Linked DNA regions of Homo sapiens: region 1 is linked to region 2. A link is an interaction called in ENCODE POLR2A ChIA-PET data of the cell type or tissue named here. Cell type or tissue: PC-9. All regions are shown on one strand. Links, peaks and the distances in the headings refer to the core of each region. The heading gives the core; the rest is flanking DNA. Region 1 overlaps CYB5R3 (cytochrome b5 reductase 3). Region 2 overlaps PACSIN2 (protein kinase C and casein kinase substrate in neurons 2).

The links. ChIA-PET counts read pairs that join two places held together with the same protein. Peaks named below come from ENCODE experiments on the same cell type or tissue, not always from the same donor. Only the 100,000 strongest peaks of a DNase experiment are listed, where the experiment ranks them.
Region 1: POLR2A ChIA-PET joins it to region 2 with 17 read pairs; 2 of 35 experiments call an interaction of 5 or more read pairs at or near these places.

Annotation. Positions count from the first base shown.
Region 1 is chr22:42,623,930-42,632,177 of GRCh38, forward strand. CYB5R3 (cytochrome b5 reductase 3) reads right to left here. Exons shown (of 9, transcript NM_000398.7): 3 at 7,449-7,521; 4 at 6,953-7,059; 5 at 4,223-4,352; 6 at 3,676-3,759; 7 at 3,375-3,460. Among named protein-coding and RNA genes, the nearest start is that of ATP5MGL, 13 kb to the right of the region's middle. RefSeq lists enhancers at 1-218, 7,582-8,083. In PC-9, for the core only: no CTCF peak of the experiment used is centred there; no DNase peak of the experiment used is centred there.
Region 2 is chr22:42,942,633-42,951,017 of GRCh38, forward strand. All of the region lies in intron 1 of PACSIN2 (protein kinase C and casein kinase substrate in neurons 2), which reads right to left. Among named protein-coding and RNA genes, the nearest start is that of PACSIN2, 68 kb to the right of the region's middle. RefSeq lists a silencer at 2,465-2,544 and enhancers at 4,035-4,927, 4,928-5,819. In PC-9, for the core only: no CTCF peak of the experiment used is centred there; DNase peaks (open chromatin) are centred at 4,739, 5,069, 5,729 and 6,679; H3K4me3 peaks cover 1,844 bases; H3K27ac peaks cover 5,689 bases.

The DNA.
Region 1 (8,248 bases), core at 1-8,000, 320 kb before region 2:
AGACTGCCCCTGGAGACACTCAACAGAGACGCGCCTCGTCATCGCGCCCGCCTGCGGGCCACACGCTTGCGGAGCTTTCAGGAGGGGACTCGGCCAGAGATCACCCTGGCACCCCTCTCTCCTTGTCTAGCCTAAGGAGCCCCTCAAAGCTGCTGCTGAAGGGGCGAAGGCGTTCGCTAGAAACTCAGTGTGTCAACTGCTTCTGCTGTTGTGAGGAAATGGGCTCGATGTCCCGAGAGTGGGAAAAATGGAAAAAACTAAAGGCGGCCAAGCTGCGCGACAGCAAAAAGGGAAGAGACGGGAAATGTGCCAAGATACTCCAGGGGGTCAGCCCGGGAGCGGGTGTAACACATACAATAAGCAATGGCCCCGTGAGAAGGCTCAGGATTTGCACCCTCAGCCCTCCGGCAAGTCTTTTTGCGTTCTGGGATCTCATTCAGGTTGTACCTCCAGAAACCAGGAAGTACAGACACCACTCCCCACCCAACCTGGCCCCCTCGGGCCTTGCCCACACCCATCCTCCTGGCTGGCCTGCGGCTCCCCCACCCCCACCCGGCTGTCACAGAGCCCTACAGAACTCAGTCCAGCGTCATCCCTTCCAGGAAAGCTTCCTGGACCCTCCAGGGGCTATCAGGGATCTCCCCCTGAATCCCCCACCCGACTCCCCGCCCCCCACCCCCGTTCCACCTCTGATCACATCACAGGCTGCTGCCCAGCGTTTGCAGGTCACACAGGGACAGAAGGGGCTCCTTAGGTCAGTGTGCAGTGTCCCTGACCTCAGGGAACTCAAAGAAACCAGGGGCCAAAGAGCGCTGCCACCCAGAAAGGGCTGCCCACTAACAAATCGCTACTGAGCTCCCAGGCTGGGCAAGGGCGGGGTGGACTCTCCCCAGGAGGCAGCCACAGACGTGACTCCTCTGTTCCCAGGGCTGGGGAACTGCACCCACCCTCCGCGTAGCCCAAGGGTGCCTGAATACGGGAATCACCAGCTCCTTGGTGCTCCCCTCCAGCAGATGAGCTGTGTGAGGGGCATAAGCCTCAACACATCCCAGGGAACACGGGGTGTTGAACAGTTTTTCCAGTTTCTGAGGGTGGGAGGCTGAGGGCCCTTTCTGCCCTAATGGGGTGAGGACAGGGACAGGGACAGGCTTTGGGCTAGATGAACTCAAGGAAAAAAATACAGAAAATATGGAAGAAAAAGTACCTGAAACCCTTCAGAAATAATGACTGTTAGGATTTTTGTGTGCATCTTTTCACTTTTCTTTTTCTATTAACTATGTGTAACTTTCTTTTTAGGCCAGGCATGGTGGCTCATGCCTGTAATCTCAGCACTTTGGGAGGCTGAGGTGGGTGGATCACTTGAGCTCATGAGTTCGAGACCAGCCTGGCCAACATGGTGAAACCCCGTCTCTACTAAAAATATAAAGAATTAGCTGGATGTGGTGGCGGGCACCTGTAATCGCAGCTACTCAGGTAGCTGAGGCAGGACAATCGCTTGAACCCGGGAGGCGGAGGTTGCAGTGAGCCGAGATTCACGCCATTGCACTCCAGCCTGGGCAATAAGAGTGAAATTCCGTCTCAATTTTTTTAAAAAAAGTTATGTCTTCCTCTCTGAGCTAAAGTGTGTCTCATGCTTTAATCCTCACCACCATCCTTTGAGGTGGCCACCGCCGCGACCCACCTGACAGATGAACAGAGGGATGGAACCTTGGGGGGCTGCTACTCGAGGGTAGGGGGCTCCCAGCTCAAAACCAGGCACTGAGGTCACGGAGGAAGGTAGGAGAGGAAACGAGCAGCAATGACCCGACTGGCACGGTTCTCGGAGTGTAGCATGGGGACCCCTGGGGTTGGGACCCTGGAGAGGATCCCTGAGGCCAAATGGTTTTCATATAATACTGAGACACTGGTATTTTTCACTCTTCCTCTCTCAGTAGATGGGGCCACTTTCCAGAGGCTGCGTGACTGGCAACATCACACAGATGGGATGTAGAAACAAACACAGGAATCTAGCTGTCCTATGAAGCCAGACATTCCAAGGTTTGCAAAAACGTAAAACAGAATGATGTTTTCTAAAATAGTTTTTTAAAAATAAAAATAGGCTGGGTACTGTGGCTCACGCCTGTAATCCCAACACTTTGGGAGGCTGAGGCGGGTGGATCACCTGAGGTCAGGAGTTCGAGACCAGCCTGGCCAACATGGTAAAACCCCATCTCTACTAAAAATATAAAAATTAGCCGGGCATGGTGGCACACATCCTGTAATCCCAGCTACTCGGGAGGCTGAGGCAGGAGAATCACTTGAACCCGGGAGGCGGAGGTTGCAGTGAGCCAGGATTGTGCCATTGCACTCCAGCCTGAGGGACAAGAGCGAGACTTTGTATCAAAATAAATAAATAAATAAAACCCTGGTTTGCATCCTGGTTTCAGCACTTCCCACGAGACATGCACAGTCAAGCCCCTCCCGGAGCCTGTGTTCGGAGGTATGAGATGAGGCGACCACACTGCCCTCGCTACCAGCTGCAAAGATGGCCTGTACAGGTGACAGACGGTCTGACGGCCTCCACAGACTCTGAACCAGCACCACCAAGTCTCACTGCTGCCCTCTCTCCCTCCACACCAGCCAGCTTAGAATTTCTGGCTCTTTCTCCCCTGGGCCTGGCAAGGCCATCTTGGTTGGCCTTGCGGCAGTTTTCTGCAGCTGCGGGGAGGCAGGGTGGGGCAAGGACCCACATCCAAGGACCTCAGGCAAGCATCTTCTCCCCCAAATCTACGTCATCAGTCACAAAACACTAACCTGAAAAGACCTTGCAACAACCCAGTTTCATCAGCTCATTCTACAGATGAGGGAGTGAAGCTCAGAGAGGGAAAGTAGCTCGTCCAAGACCACACAGCAGGCCAGGGCGGGCAGGCAGGCAGTGGGCTCGTGGACAAGGATATGAATCAGGAGCCAGAGACACCAACATTCAAATCCTGCCCTGACACCCTGTAGCTCAGGGGCTTCGTGCAAATGTCTGGTCATTTGTAAGATGGGCCCCTCCATGTCCAGGCCAGCATTCTTCCCACTCTACCAGTGGGTTCCACACCGTGCTCATGGTGAAGGGAGTTCTGAGTTTTGGAGGAAGCAGCCAGGGGAGGGGGTGCTCAGGGAGCTCCCCGCAAGGCAGCCCCCTCAGCCAGACACAGGCGCTGCACCACAAAGCCTGCCCGCCGTGCTGCTGCCAAGGCCGCCAGTGCACAGAACATTCAGGGCCCCCCATCCCGGTCATCCCCAGAATCTCAGCAGAGCTGTGCAGACCCCTGGAACAGCACCTGACCAGGCCCGAAGTCCCCTCTCAGGGTAAGCTGAGTTTCCCCATCATGGGGATGCCCACTGACCTGGTTGGCAAAGAGCAGGTGGCACACAGTGTGGTCATCAGGGTCCTTCATGATGGCGCGGATCACCTGCAGCATCGGGGTGATGCCTGCAAAATAGCCGGCCGGGCCTCGCACGTGCTGAGCGAGGCCTGTTCACAGGCACCGCCCCGCCCAGGTGTACTGGGGTGGAGGGGCCAGGACCACTGGGCCTGGGCCCCTGACCTCTGGTAGCTCCCAGGCACTCAGAACCTGCGCCTCACCCACACCCCAACCCCACCCTTAACATGAGCCGCCGGACGCCTCAGTGGGGGGTTCCGTGTACCTGTCCCTCCCGCGATCATGCCCACAGACTTCACTGTCCTGATGATAGGGTTGGACTTTTTGTCAGGTCGGATGGCGAACTTCCCTGGGGAGAGAGAAGGGGTGAGGCCCGGCCATCAAACATGCCATGTGTGGTGGCTGGAGAGGCTGGAGAGGGGGCTGGAGAACCTGCCCCCACTGTGAGGTCCGAGGTAGAGGCAGCTGCCATTCTAACGCGAGCCATGAGGAAGGTGCAGGAGCAGTGGAGAGGCTGGGAACCCGGAGGCTCAGCTCTGTCCTCTTGCTTGCTTGTTTCAGATGCTGAGAAAGCCAAATAGAGGCTGGCAGTGGGTGAGACGTGGCCCCCAGGAGTGGCCTGTCTGCAACCCCTGTGCCAGCAACTTACCCCCTCTACAGCCAGGGAGACTCAGTTCCCAGAGAGGGACAGCTGGCCTGACGAGAGTCACCCATCCACACAGAGCCAGGGGCCTGCACCCTGCACCCAGCACGCCCAAGCTCTCCAATTCTCTGAGCCTGCCGTGTAACCAAGGGATTCCGACCCGAATCACCTTTGCCCTGGTAGACCAGCAGCCCACTGGGGCCCCGGAACTCAATGGTGTCTCCAATCTGCATGCTCTCCAGGTACTGAGACATCTTCCCTCCAGCGGGAAACTTGGGATGGGTGTCCTTGAAGTAAACCTGCAAGACACCCCCGCAGCCCTCAGTCCCCAGCTCCAGGTCTCAGGGGCGAGCTCTTGCCCACAGTGGGAGACAAGTGCCTCTTCTGCAGCTTCTTCTGAGGCCCACACATGGCCTTCTCCCGTGGAGCCCCATCCACCCAGCCGTCAAATCCTACCTGTCCTGCACCCCGTCCTTCACCCCGTCCTCCCAGGAGTCAGCCTCCACCTGACATATCCGGGGAAAGCAAACCACCAGCCTCGTGTACAAGGCCGACCAACTCCAGGGCTGGATGCACTCACATTTCACCAACTGTCTCTGGGGCCCCCTCCCAACGGGAGACACTGAACCCGTCAGCAAAGTCAAGGCTCTGGGAGGCCCACTAAGCCACACTCCTCCTGGTGGACACTCAGTCCCTTCCGTTTTGTGCTGTCGCTAAAAACCTCCCTCACTCTTGGGACTACTTCCTGCCCTGCACTCTCTAGGATTACTGTCTTGGGAAAGAGAAGGGCCTCAATCCGACACCTACAAAGAAATGGGGAGACAGAGGAGGAGCGGCTCACCCTGCCCAAGGAGTCTGATGGATGGAGAAGGGGAAGGTGGCTGGGGGAGGGACAGCGTGTACACAGTGCCTCAGGGAGGGGAGCCTGTTGTGGCTTCAGCACAGAGGGTGGCTATGGGGTGTGGAGGCAGAGGGGAGTGGAGGGCCACGGACAGGCAGGCAGAGCACACTGTCCTGGGCCCTGGGTGCCAGGCCAGGACTCTAACCTTTATCAAGGACCAAGGGAGCCAGCCAGGTCTCCAAGCCAGGAGAGGCCTGGTCACCTGTGAGTTTTTCATCCTCAATTTGAATCCTCCTAATAGCTTCTCCACATTTGGCCAGAGAGACTTCAACGTGAACAGATGCTTGAGCCCTCATCACCTCCTCTGTGCTTCTGGACAAAGCCCCAAACCTTACTGGGGCCTCCAAGGCCCCGTCTGGCCCCACTGACCTCTCCCACCCCTTGCCCCAACCCTCCAGCCACTTCAATCCTTGAGCCTGCTGCTGACTTCAGGGCCTTTGCACCTGAAGCTCCTTTTCTTCCTTCTTCACCTGGTCAGTGCCTACTCAGCCCCAGATCTCACCTTCACTGTCACCTGCTAGGGAGCCACTCTCACCAGCCAACCCCACCCATCCCTGGTGGCCCTTCTGGAAGCTCGGTCGCAGGTACCTGTCCCCTGCAGGGAGCACTGGCTTCCCCATGACTATGTGTCCAGTGTCCGTCCTCCAGCCAAAGACGGGCTCCTGAGGCCAGGCCTGGGCGCCCCAGCAAGGAAGGAGCCCGGGCCAGGGCCCTTCCCACCCTTCAGATCCAGTGCCTGCCCCCAGACCTGGCAAGGTAAGGGCCTCAGCTACGGCCCAGTAAGGGGGCTCCAGGGGTACCTGAGGGTGCTGGGCTGGGGAGGCTATAGGGCTTTGGCCTTGATTGGGGAGGGTCTCCAACACCCCACATACCCACTGGTCTAGGCTGCTTCTCACCCTCTGTTCTGCAGGAAAGCTTGTATTTCTTTTTTTTTGACTGGCTCTCATTCTATTGCCCAGGCTGGAGTACAGTAGCATGATCTTGGCTTACTGCAACCTCTGCCTCCCAGCTTCAAGTGATTCTCCTGCCTCAGCCTCCCAAGTAGCTGGGATTACAGGTGCGCACCACCATGCCCAGCTAATTTTTTTGTATTTTTAGTAGAGACGGGGTTTCTCCATGTCGGCCAGGCTGGTCTCTAACTCCTGACCTCAGGTGATCCACCCGCCTTGGCCTCCCAAAGTGGCTTACAGGTGTGAGCCACTGTGCCTGGCTGAAAGCTTGTATTTCTAATTTTCATAAAAACGTCCCTGCTGGGGCCGTCATGCTGCCTCTTACTTCCCACTCGGCATGTGTGTTTCAGGTTCCGGGCTGCTGCCCCTAACGCCTGCATCTTCTCCTGTGAACCTCCACCTCGAACCCCGCAGCAGACCCCAGAAAGCCCATCACCCCAGCTCCCAGACAACACCACACGAGCCCCTCACATGTTTCCCTAGCAGGCCTGAGGGACATTTCTTAGGGAAACGGGTAAGAACAGGGCCTGCGTGTCACAGAGGCCCGGCCGCTGACCACGGTGGAGTGGCTGCCTCACCCCGCACACTCGGGACCCAACTCCCAGGGATCTCCCAGCGTGAGAGCAGGGACGGGACTGCGCCGTCACACCTCGCAGCAGGGGCGTCTGTACCGCCAGCCGGCCTTCCTGGAGCCTCTGCTGCAGGTACCTGTCCTTGTTTGAAGGCACTTGCCCTGAACCCTGGCCCCTGTTCTCTGCCAAGACCCCCTTCTTTGGCTTTTGTTGGTAAAGATGACGTGCTATTTACTCAGAAACCAGGCACAAGGGAGCACTGGGTCTTTGGAGTCCGGGCTGCGGGGGGACATGGACTCGAGAGGGGCTCTAGAAGCCACTGCCCCTGCAAGCCCCTGAGGAAGTGGGGCAGCCATGACCGAGGCTGGGCTGCACAGGGCAGGAGCGGGAGACTTCCCTGTCCAGGGGGTCCACATGGGCTGTTGCCATGGCCACCCACCCACACCCCCTCCACAGTCATGACCCAGAGGCTTCACCTTGATGACCAGGTCCACGAAGCCCTTGTCATCATCGCTGGAGATGGGTGTATAGGGCCGGACGACCAGGTTTCCATCAATTCGAGCCGAGAGGTAGATGTGCTGGCCTGCAGGACAGAACGGGGTCACTCTGGGCCAGAGATCATCCTGCGGGTGACCCCTGGGTCTTGTCAACCCACTCCCCTGCACCCCACCCGGCATTCAAAGCCTGGCCTGGCGTCAGCTCCCACGGCCCCCTCCCACCCCTCCCGGGGATTCCCCTCACGTCCCAGCTTCCTGCCTCCATGCCTTCACTCCTGCTGGTGCCACTGCCAGGGACTCTGGGCCTTCCCACTCTCATTCCAACAGACTCGCCCTCAAAGGCCCAGGGCAGCTGTCACCTCCTCCTGAAGGCTTCCCTGCTCTCCCTGGTGGAAATGTAAAGCTTCCATCTCTCTGATCTAGTGCCCCAGCAGCCTGCCGGGCTCCGAATGGGCCCAGCAGGGGCGTGACTCACCGACAGGGAGGCCCAGGATGTGCTGGGGTGACGGCAGGGCAAAGCGGAAGCGCCGGGTGTCATGGCTGATGATCTGGAGAGAGGCCCAAAGCTGCTGAACGGTCCCCAGGGCAGAGGCCTCCCAGGGCGGCTCCCAGGCCTCGGAGCCCCCATCCCATTCCTCCTTTGTGTCCCCACCCTTCCCCAGTGCCTGCTTGTCCTTGTAAGACGTGACGCCGACGCCAAGCACAGATGCACACACATGCACGCTGCGTGTGAGGTGCTGAGGCCAGGCGCACGCTGGGTGTGTCTGTCCTGCTGGCCTAGAGGGGCCACAAACAAGGTGGCCAGAACAGGGAATGAACCCAGGGTCCCAAAGGGAGGATGCCAGACAGGACGGGGAGGGAGGAATCCATCTCTGCCATCAGCTCAAGCAGTGGCCTGAAGGGGCAGGAAGAACTTGAGGGCTGGATGGGCAAACTGGGGCAGAGCTAGACAAGGCTGCACGTGCCCAGGCCTGCATCCCAAGAGAGGGGCTGCAGAAGCCACTGCACCTGAGAGCCCCTTGGGAAATGGGGCAGCCAGGACTGAGGTGGGCTTCACAGGGCAGAAAGTGGGAGCCTTCCCTGCCCAGGAACTCCAAGAGCCCAAAGCCAGGCTTCCACCCTGCACAGGGTGGGCACCCAGGGCATGGTCAGTGGCTGGGACAGTGGCAGAGGAGGAGGGGGGCTGGCTAAGAGCCAGATTGGGCCAGGGAAGGAGCTGAGACTAAAACCCCTGAGGTCTTGTTAAGTGGGTCTTACGCTCAGGCCAGGGACGAT
Region 2 (8,385 bases), core at 303-8,302:
CAGTTGTCCCAGCGTCACTTGTTGAAAAGATTTTTCTTTCCCCCATTGAACTGGCTTAGCATCCTTGTCCAAAGTCAACTGACCATAAATGTAGGGGTTTAGTTTTGTTTTCTTGACTCTATCTCATTTTTCCATGTCTATCCTTATGCCCGCACCACACTGTTTCTTGAATACTGTAGATTTATACATTTTTGTAAATTGGGAAGTGTGAGCCCTCCAACTTTGTTCTCTGACTTTTCAAAACTGTTCTGACTATTCTTGGTCCCTTGCATTTCCACAGGGATTTTAGAATTGGCTTGTTGCTTTGGGATTTTGAAAGGGACTGCTGTGACTCTGTAGCTCAATTTGAGGAGTACTGCCATCTGAACTATGTGAAGTCTTCCAGTCCATGGATGTAGGATCTCTTTCCATTTATTCAGGTCCTTTTAAATTTATTTCAACAATGTTTTGTAATTTTCAGAATATAAGTCTTACACTTCTCTTCATAAATTTACTCCTATTTTATTCTTTATATACTATAATAAATGAAACTGTTTTCTTAATTCCATTTTTTGAATTATTCCTTGCTAGATTATAGAAATATCGTTATTTTTGTATATTGATCTTATATCCTACAACCTTGCTGAACCTGTATATTAATTCTAAGAGTTTTTTTGGTGATTCCTTATGATTTTCTTTATATAAGATCATGCCATCTTTGAACAGAGAGTGTTTTACCTTTTCCTTTCCAATCTGTATGCCTTTTGTTTTCTTGTCTAACTTCGAAGTTCCTGGTTAGACTCTCCAGTACAATATTGAGCAGAAGGAGTGAGAACAGACATCAAGGTCCTATTCTTCTGGATTGTAGGAAGAAAGCTTTTAGTCTTTCACTGCCAGCCCTGGAAGTTTTGATTAATACCCTTTATCCAGTCAAGTTCCCTTCTGTTCCTGGTTTGCTGAGTGTTTCTGTCATGAAGAGGTGTTGCTTGGGGTTGGGTGTTTTTTCTTTCTTTTGTTTTGTTTTAATGTTGCAGAACAGGCATCACCAAGGACCTAATTAACTTAGATTAAAACCACCTGACATTATATATTTTGATGAATTTCAAGTGTCATAAGGAGCCAAATAAAATCCATTTTAAGCAACTCAAAGAAAAGCAGCTTATTCTCTGGCTTTGAGAAAAGAAATTTGTGATAATAAGGTATCAGAGGAAAACATGAATGTGTCCAAAACTTACGTTAAACTTTTGCACAATACAATATAGAAAGCAAAGAAAGAAAAAGACACAATTGATAAAAATCTTATTACCTAAAATACATTAAGAGCTGATATGAAGACAGAGGATCCAATTCCACTGGACAAAGAAGTTGCTGGAGAGGAACAAACAGAAGAGGAGATGGCTGGGCAGAGACAGGAATGCTCACTAAGTTCTACCTGCTAAGCCAGACTGTGTTGGTAGTCCTGGCCACATCAGTAGTGAAAAGTCCACACAAAGCCCCCAGCCTCTCCTGTCTACTGTGTTGTCCACTGAGCAGGCCTCGAGTGGCAGCTCTCAGAGAGTGCTGTCTCCTTAATCAGCCTGGCCTGAGGGACTCTGTGGAACCGCACCCCCAGCCATCCTACAAGGGACACACAGATCAAGCGAGAAAGACATTTGTGTTAGGCTAAGTCTCTGAGACTTGGGGTTTGCTTGTTACTGCAATGTAACCTAGCTAAATATAATACAACAAATTCCCATGCAGGAAAAAAAAGCACAACTTCCTTTAAAATATGGAAATAACTTGTAAAATAAGGAAAATTAATATGACAATGCCAGTTTTGGTGGGGCTACAGGAAAACAGAAATGTACTCTAACATTGCTAATAGGCTTCATGGAAAAATCTGAAAATACAGAACAAGGCAGATAACAGTTACCAACCTCTGACCCTTAAGTCCCACTCTGGGGAACATGCCCCAAGCAAATAAACTCAAAGAAAAAATAGCTTGGACAAAATGTTCATCACTGCAATATTTATAACAGCAAAAATTGGAAACGAGTCAGCTGCTCAAAGCTAAGAAAACAATGACGAGTTGACAGAAAGGACACAACACATCCGTTACAGAGAACTAGCAGGTGAGCTATTTTCCATCCGAAATTGGGTATAAGCAAAAAAGGCAGAGTGGCACAGCGCATCCACTACACATCAACTTATAAGGTGAGGACTGTAGCTGGGCGCGGTGGCTCACGCCTATAATCTCAGCACTTTGGGAGGCCAAGATGGGTGGATCACCTGAGGTCAGGAGTTCAAGACCAGCCGGGCCAACACAGTGAAACCCTATGTCTACTAAAAATACAAAAATTAGCCAGGTGTGGTGGTACGCCCCTGTAGTTTCAGCTACTCAGGAGGCTGAGGCAGGAGAATCACTTGAACCTGGGAGGCAGAGGTTGCGGTGAGCCAAGATCATACCACTGTACTCTAGCCTGGACGACAGGGCAAGACTCGTCTCAAAAAAAAAAAAAAAGAGGCAAGGGCTGTGTCATCTCCGTATCCCCAGTGCTTAGCATGAGGTAGATGCTCAAATGAGTCTGCACAGTGACTAGATGTACGCACCGGCAATTACCAAGCTGACAGAAGCAAAATCAGTGGGGGACGAGGGCAAGAGGAGTCTTTGGGGAGGGAGCTGACACTCACCAGCTCATTTCTGTAGTGGCTGCAGTGTGCCTTCTCTCAACCTCCTCTGCCTGTTTCCTGGCTGCTGGCGCTCCCCAGGTTCTGTCCCAGGCCCTCTCTCTTACGTCTTCTGTGCCCACACACCAAACCACCTTTAACCTCAAGCCCCCTGATCTGCTGTCTGGCCCAGACCCGCATCTCTGCCTACTGGATGCCTCCACTTGGCCATCACACAGTCCTTGCAAACTATCCCCTTCCCTATGAGCCCACTCCTGTTCCTGGGTTTTCTACGTCAGAAATGGTCCCACCATTCATTCACCCAGCTTCTCAAGCCAGAAACTCCTCTTCTTCCCACACCCAACCCCCCTCACCACTACCACATTCAATCAGCTTCCAAGACCGGACTACATCAGCTCTTCAATATCTCTTGAATCCTCCCACTTGGCTCTGTCCCCATGATGATAGCTACCTTCGCTAAGGCCACCATTGCCTCCTGCCTAATCCTTAACAACGTCCTAACTAACCTGCAGCCACTTGTTTAGTCCCCGACTCCCTTCATTCTCCATGACATTACTGTGACTCTACCATGGTGGTTGGAATGTCTTCTGGAAAGATCAGGTTTTGCCTCTACTCAAACTCCTCCCCCTACTTCCTCCCGAAGCCAGCAGGGCCTCCAGGCTGTAACTACTGCTCCTCCAGCCTCACCACTCACACCACACTCCTGGCCACACTATACACGCTCTGGCCACCGTTAATCACCTGTGTCTACCAACACAAGCACCACACTCCTATCAGCTCCACCCCTTCACACACACTGTTCCCTCTGAACAAATGCACAAATGAATTAGAGGAGGTGGAGGAGAAATCAACTTCTCATAGCCAAATAGTTTCAAAAGCAAAATAATAAGAATCCTTCCAATTACTTTTATAACATAAAGAAGTGTTTAAACTGCATGTGAGCATAACATACCTAATATAATCCAGGGTAGGGTCTCCAGAAGTATGGGTACCCCAAACCTGCCACAGTCTAAGGGGGAAGTAAGGACAAAGCTAATAAAGCCAAAGGATTTGTCCCTGGGGGCAGGAGTGGAAGCACTCACTGACTGCCACTGCATCCAGGAAGGAGGCACACATTGGCCTCTGAGCCTGGCGAGAGCAGCAATGTACCACGGGCTCACCCACTACTTGGGAGGCTGAGGCACAAGAATCACTTGAACCCAGGTGATGGAGGTTGCAGTGAGATCGCACCACTGCACTCCAGCCTGGGGGAAAGAGCAAAACTCTGTCTCAAAAAACAAAAAGAACAAGTGCTCACTGATTTGCCACCATGTCCCCACAGCAAGAAGCCCCAGTTACACAACACACAAAGCTGCCTGCCCAGGACTGATGCAGTGTTATTCCAACATAATCTTAGGATCCCTTCACACAGGCATGCGCACACACATGATCCTCTCTCGTCCAGCTGGGGATCAGGACTTCAGAGCACATGAGGACGCGTCAGCTCATCTCTGCCACCACTTCCCTCGCTTCTGGTGTCCTCACATCCTAACCACAGTATTTAACAACTGACAGATGGCCACAAATACAGGAGACATGTGGACCATGTTGCAGGGAGCTGGGCCGTGGGTCCGGGTACCTGCGCTTCCCCTCTGATGCCTGAAATTCTCTGTGCGGCTCCATTCCCCTTCGTGCCAGTCTTCAGGATCATGCCAGAGCAGCCACGGCCACATACTTCCCGACGACGCCTCCTCTCCGTCAGAGGCACCTGCCCAGTGGGACAGCTCTCCCTTAAGCTGCAAGTTTTCCAACTCAAGAGACGCACTTAAACCCTAAAAAAGAAAACTCACACAGGCCCAGATGAGACAGAAAGATTCTCCTGGCATAAATAGAAGGAAAAAATATAGAATGGGTCAGGAGGCTGCCCTTTGTTCAGGTCAGAAAATAGGGGCATTCACAGGCGGCAGAGTGAGCAGGAAGGAGGGAGAAGAGGAATGCTCCAGGCCACCTTCGAGGTCTGCTGTGCCAGGTTCCCAAGACAGACAAAGAGTATTATTGACAACATGCATGAGTCAGAGTGGCCCCAGGTCAACGCTTCAGCTTCTTTCAACCCCTCCACTTTCAGGCAGCCCCTTCTAGAAGCAGGACTTCCTGTCACACAAAGGGCCTCTGTGGCCCTTTGTCCACAAAAGAGGAGCGGCCTCTTCCCATGCTTGGAGGCAGCCGTTTCAGAGGCTCTTCCCTACCCAACAGTCTGATGAGTGGAATCCTCAAGAGGAGCTGAAGCCCTGGTCTGAACAAGCTGAATATGAGAGACAGCAAGAGGGGACAACACCAAAGAACACGCTAGCCTGGATGCACAAATCTAGAAGGTCTCTGAAATCTGCATCTATGAGTCTTCACAAGACCCCTGGGGGTGGGGGGGGGGACCTCTTAATGATCCAGCTGCCTCAGGCAAAATACCTAAGAGCTCTGCGCCTGACACTGCTCATGGGTAAAATAGAATCCAATCTGCCTGACAGGTTGCACGGATCAAATGGCATCCGGCTGGGACCTGGCACAGTGCCTGGAGTATGGGGACCTTCCACAAGCATTGGCCAGGGAGAAGGTGACTGGGGCCAGGCTCCACGGCAGCCCAGCTCCTGAGCCCGTAAGCCAGGTGCCCCCACACTGGGGCACTCCATTCTCACAGGGTCGATGGACACTTGAACAACCTCCTCCAACACAGCGGCCAAGAGCTAGGAAACAGTTCTGCACAACATGCTACGGGGACACATAGAGGGTCCAGAAAGGGTGCCCAGGGCTGATGTTTCAGTGGGAATTCTTCAGCAGGAGCAGCAAGGAAAGGCATCCCAGGTAGAGGAACCTGTGTGACAAAGGGGAGTTAGAAACCAGCCCAGTGCAGGGTCCCGCTGGTCCTGGAGGGCAAACCCTGGGAAGCTGCTGTGGCTGTGAAGGAGGGGAGAGGGGACTGACAAATGGCAGGGCGCTGAAGATCAGACACCAGCTCAAGTCACTAGTTACTCCACCACAAGAGTGACTTCTGCTCCATTTACCTACCAGCAATAAAAAGTAGAATGTCCTGATAAAAGCCCACCATAAGAATGCTAGGTAAGCATGGACAAGAAGAGGTCACACCCATCAGAAGCGCTATCTAGAAGTGAACTACCTAAATACCTTCTCAACCAGTACTATAAATATGTGCCTTTGAAGTTTAAAAAGCCACACGAGCTGGGTGTGGTGGCACATGACTATCTATAGTCCCAGATACTTGGGAAGCTGAGGCAGGAAGATCACTTGAGCCCAAGAGTTTGAGGCTGCAGTGAGCTATGATAGTGCCTGTGAGTAGCCACTGTACTCCAGCCTGGGCAACACAGTGAGATCCCATCTCTAAAAAAAAATTTTAAGTACAAACCATGAGAGGATTTGGTTTTCAAATATTTTCTGGGCATCTATGCACTCAACTATGGTGCCGCTTTCTCAAGAAAATATTCTATTTCATTCAAAGGTATCAGCTAGAGCCAAAGCACTCTACTGTAGAGAAGAATATGGAGCCAGTTTCGTGTGACAAACTGATAAATGAATTCTAACTTGACAGTGCTTTTATTTCTAAAAAAAGTTCACATAAAATGAACTAGCCAGTAATTTGGAAAAACAAACAGGGAACTCAATTGTCAGGCAACAATCTGAAACTAATAGGCTTAAATCAAGCATAAAATTAATAGCAAAAGTTTCCCTTAAACAAGGGGAGTGGGTCAGGCATAGTGGCTCACGCCTGTAATCCCAGCACTTTGGGAGGTGGAGGTGGAAGGATTGCTTGAGCCCAGGAGTTACAAACCAGCCTGAGCAACAAGGTGGGATCCTGTCTCTATAAGGACAAAACATTTCTTAAATAATAGGTGCACATTTTAACTTCTAAGCTACCTTCTTACCAGCAAAATGGGAATAAAGGTGGCTGACCTACACAGAGTAGGAATTTAAATGACACATTGTATGTGAGTGCCTGAAAATGTCAGTCTCCAGCCTTCCCAGCCTTCTTGCTCCTAGTATGACTCCTCCTGGCCTCTCTGGCAACTCCCACCCCACACAGGGAGGATATGGCTTTGGCAAGCAGGACTTACACACCCATTCTCAGCTGTGCCACTGAGAACTCTAGAAACACAAAACAAAGACCTTCAACGTTAAGCCTCATACACACACGCGCGCGCACGCACACACACACACATTTTGTGATGCTAGCTGCCTAATAAACATTTCCAGTGACCACTTATAAAGGGGAAAAATTAATGACAATTCTTATTTATGATAAAATGCCGAATTACAATATACAATAATATTATCTGAGAAGCCCTGAAGAAAATGTCTTGGTTACTCTCTTGACTTCATTACAATACCCAATACCCCCACTACACACACACATACACTCACACACACACACTCACACACACTCTCTCACACACACACACACAGGCAGAAAGAACCTGTCCTTCATAAAAATTTGTCAGTTTGGCTGTCTCAAGACATAGCCTGTGTCCCAAATTCTTAAATATTTTCAATAAAATGTTTAATTTATTCTAATAAACTGAGTAAATATCAAGCCAAGGAAATTGATTTTACAAATTATTTTACATCTATCTCTCCCAATATTCTAAAAACATTTACTTTCTGAGTGCCAGAAACCTTGCTAAGAGCTAGGGGATGGAAATGAAAACAAGTGAATAACACCATGCAGGCCCTGCGGTCCAGGAGCTCACAGCACACTCAGCCCTTCATACCCAAGGGTTCCACATCTGTGGATTCAACCAGTCAGGAATCGAAAATATACGGGGGAAAGAAGTGGGTAGCTGCATCTGTACTAAACATGTACAGACTTTTTTTGCTTGTCATTATTCCCTAAACAATACGGTATAACTATTTACATTGTATTTATATTCTATTAGGTATTATAAGTAATCTAGAGATGATTTAAAGAATACTGAAGAGTATACATAAGTTATATGCAAATACAACACTATTTTATATCAGAGACGAGCATCCATGGATTTTGGTATCCTTTGGAGGGTCCTGGAACAATCCTCCAAGATACAAAGGAACAAATTGTCTAAATACTAGGAAAGATAAGACAAAGTCATACCAGATTAGGCTGAGAGGGAGGGAGGGAAGGGAGTGGGCAGGTGGGCAGGCACAGCATTTTGGTTGAGGAAAGAAGGCCTGCAGCTGCACAGCCTCCTAGGAGACAGCATGAGGTGGACTGACGATTCACGCTGCTGTCCAGGCACAGGCTCAGGAAGGGCTCTGAAGGCCTGTGCAGCCACCATTGCTGAAACTGACTGAAAACAGCAGCCCCAGCCAACTAGTGCAAAGTTAGCTTACAGTAACATTCAACGCCATAAGTAGCATTCTTACGTCTAAAAAGCTGAACACTTGGGCTTTATCTAAAAATATATGTTTAAGAGTGGGTAATTACCTAGAAAAAAAGTCCAGATGGCTATGTACCAAAAATGTGAATTCTTCCATTCAATGAAATGTAATGCAGCCTTACTTACCGTATGCCAGGCACCTCGCTGGGCCTGTGGGGTCCCGGGATGGGTAGAAGTGACAAGGCCCCTGTATATATTCCAGTAGGGGTCAGGGGATTTCAAAGCCACACCAGTAGGTAATGTAGCGGCAGACAGCATTAAGGGCTGGGGGAAAGCATGAAGCCAAGTGGGGGACAGAGAGTGACAGGGTCTACCTGGACATATGGTGGTCAGGGAAGGT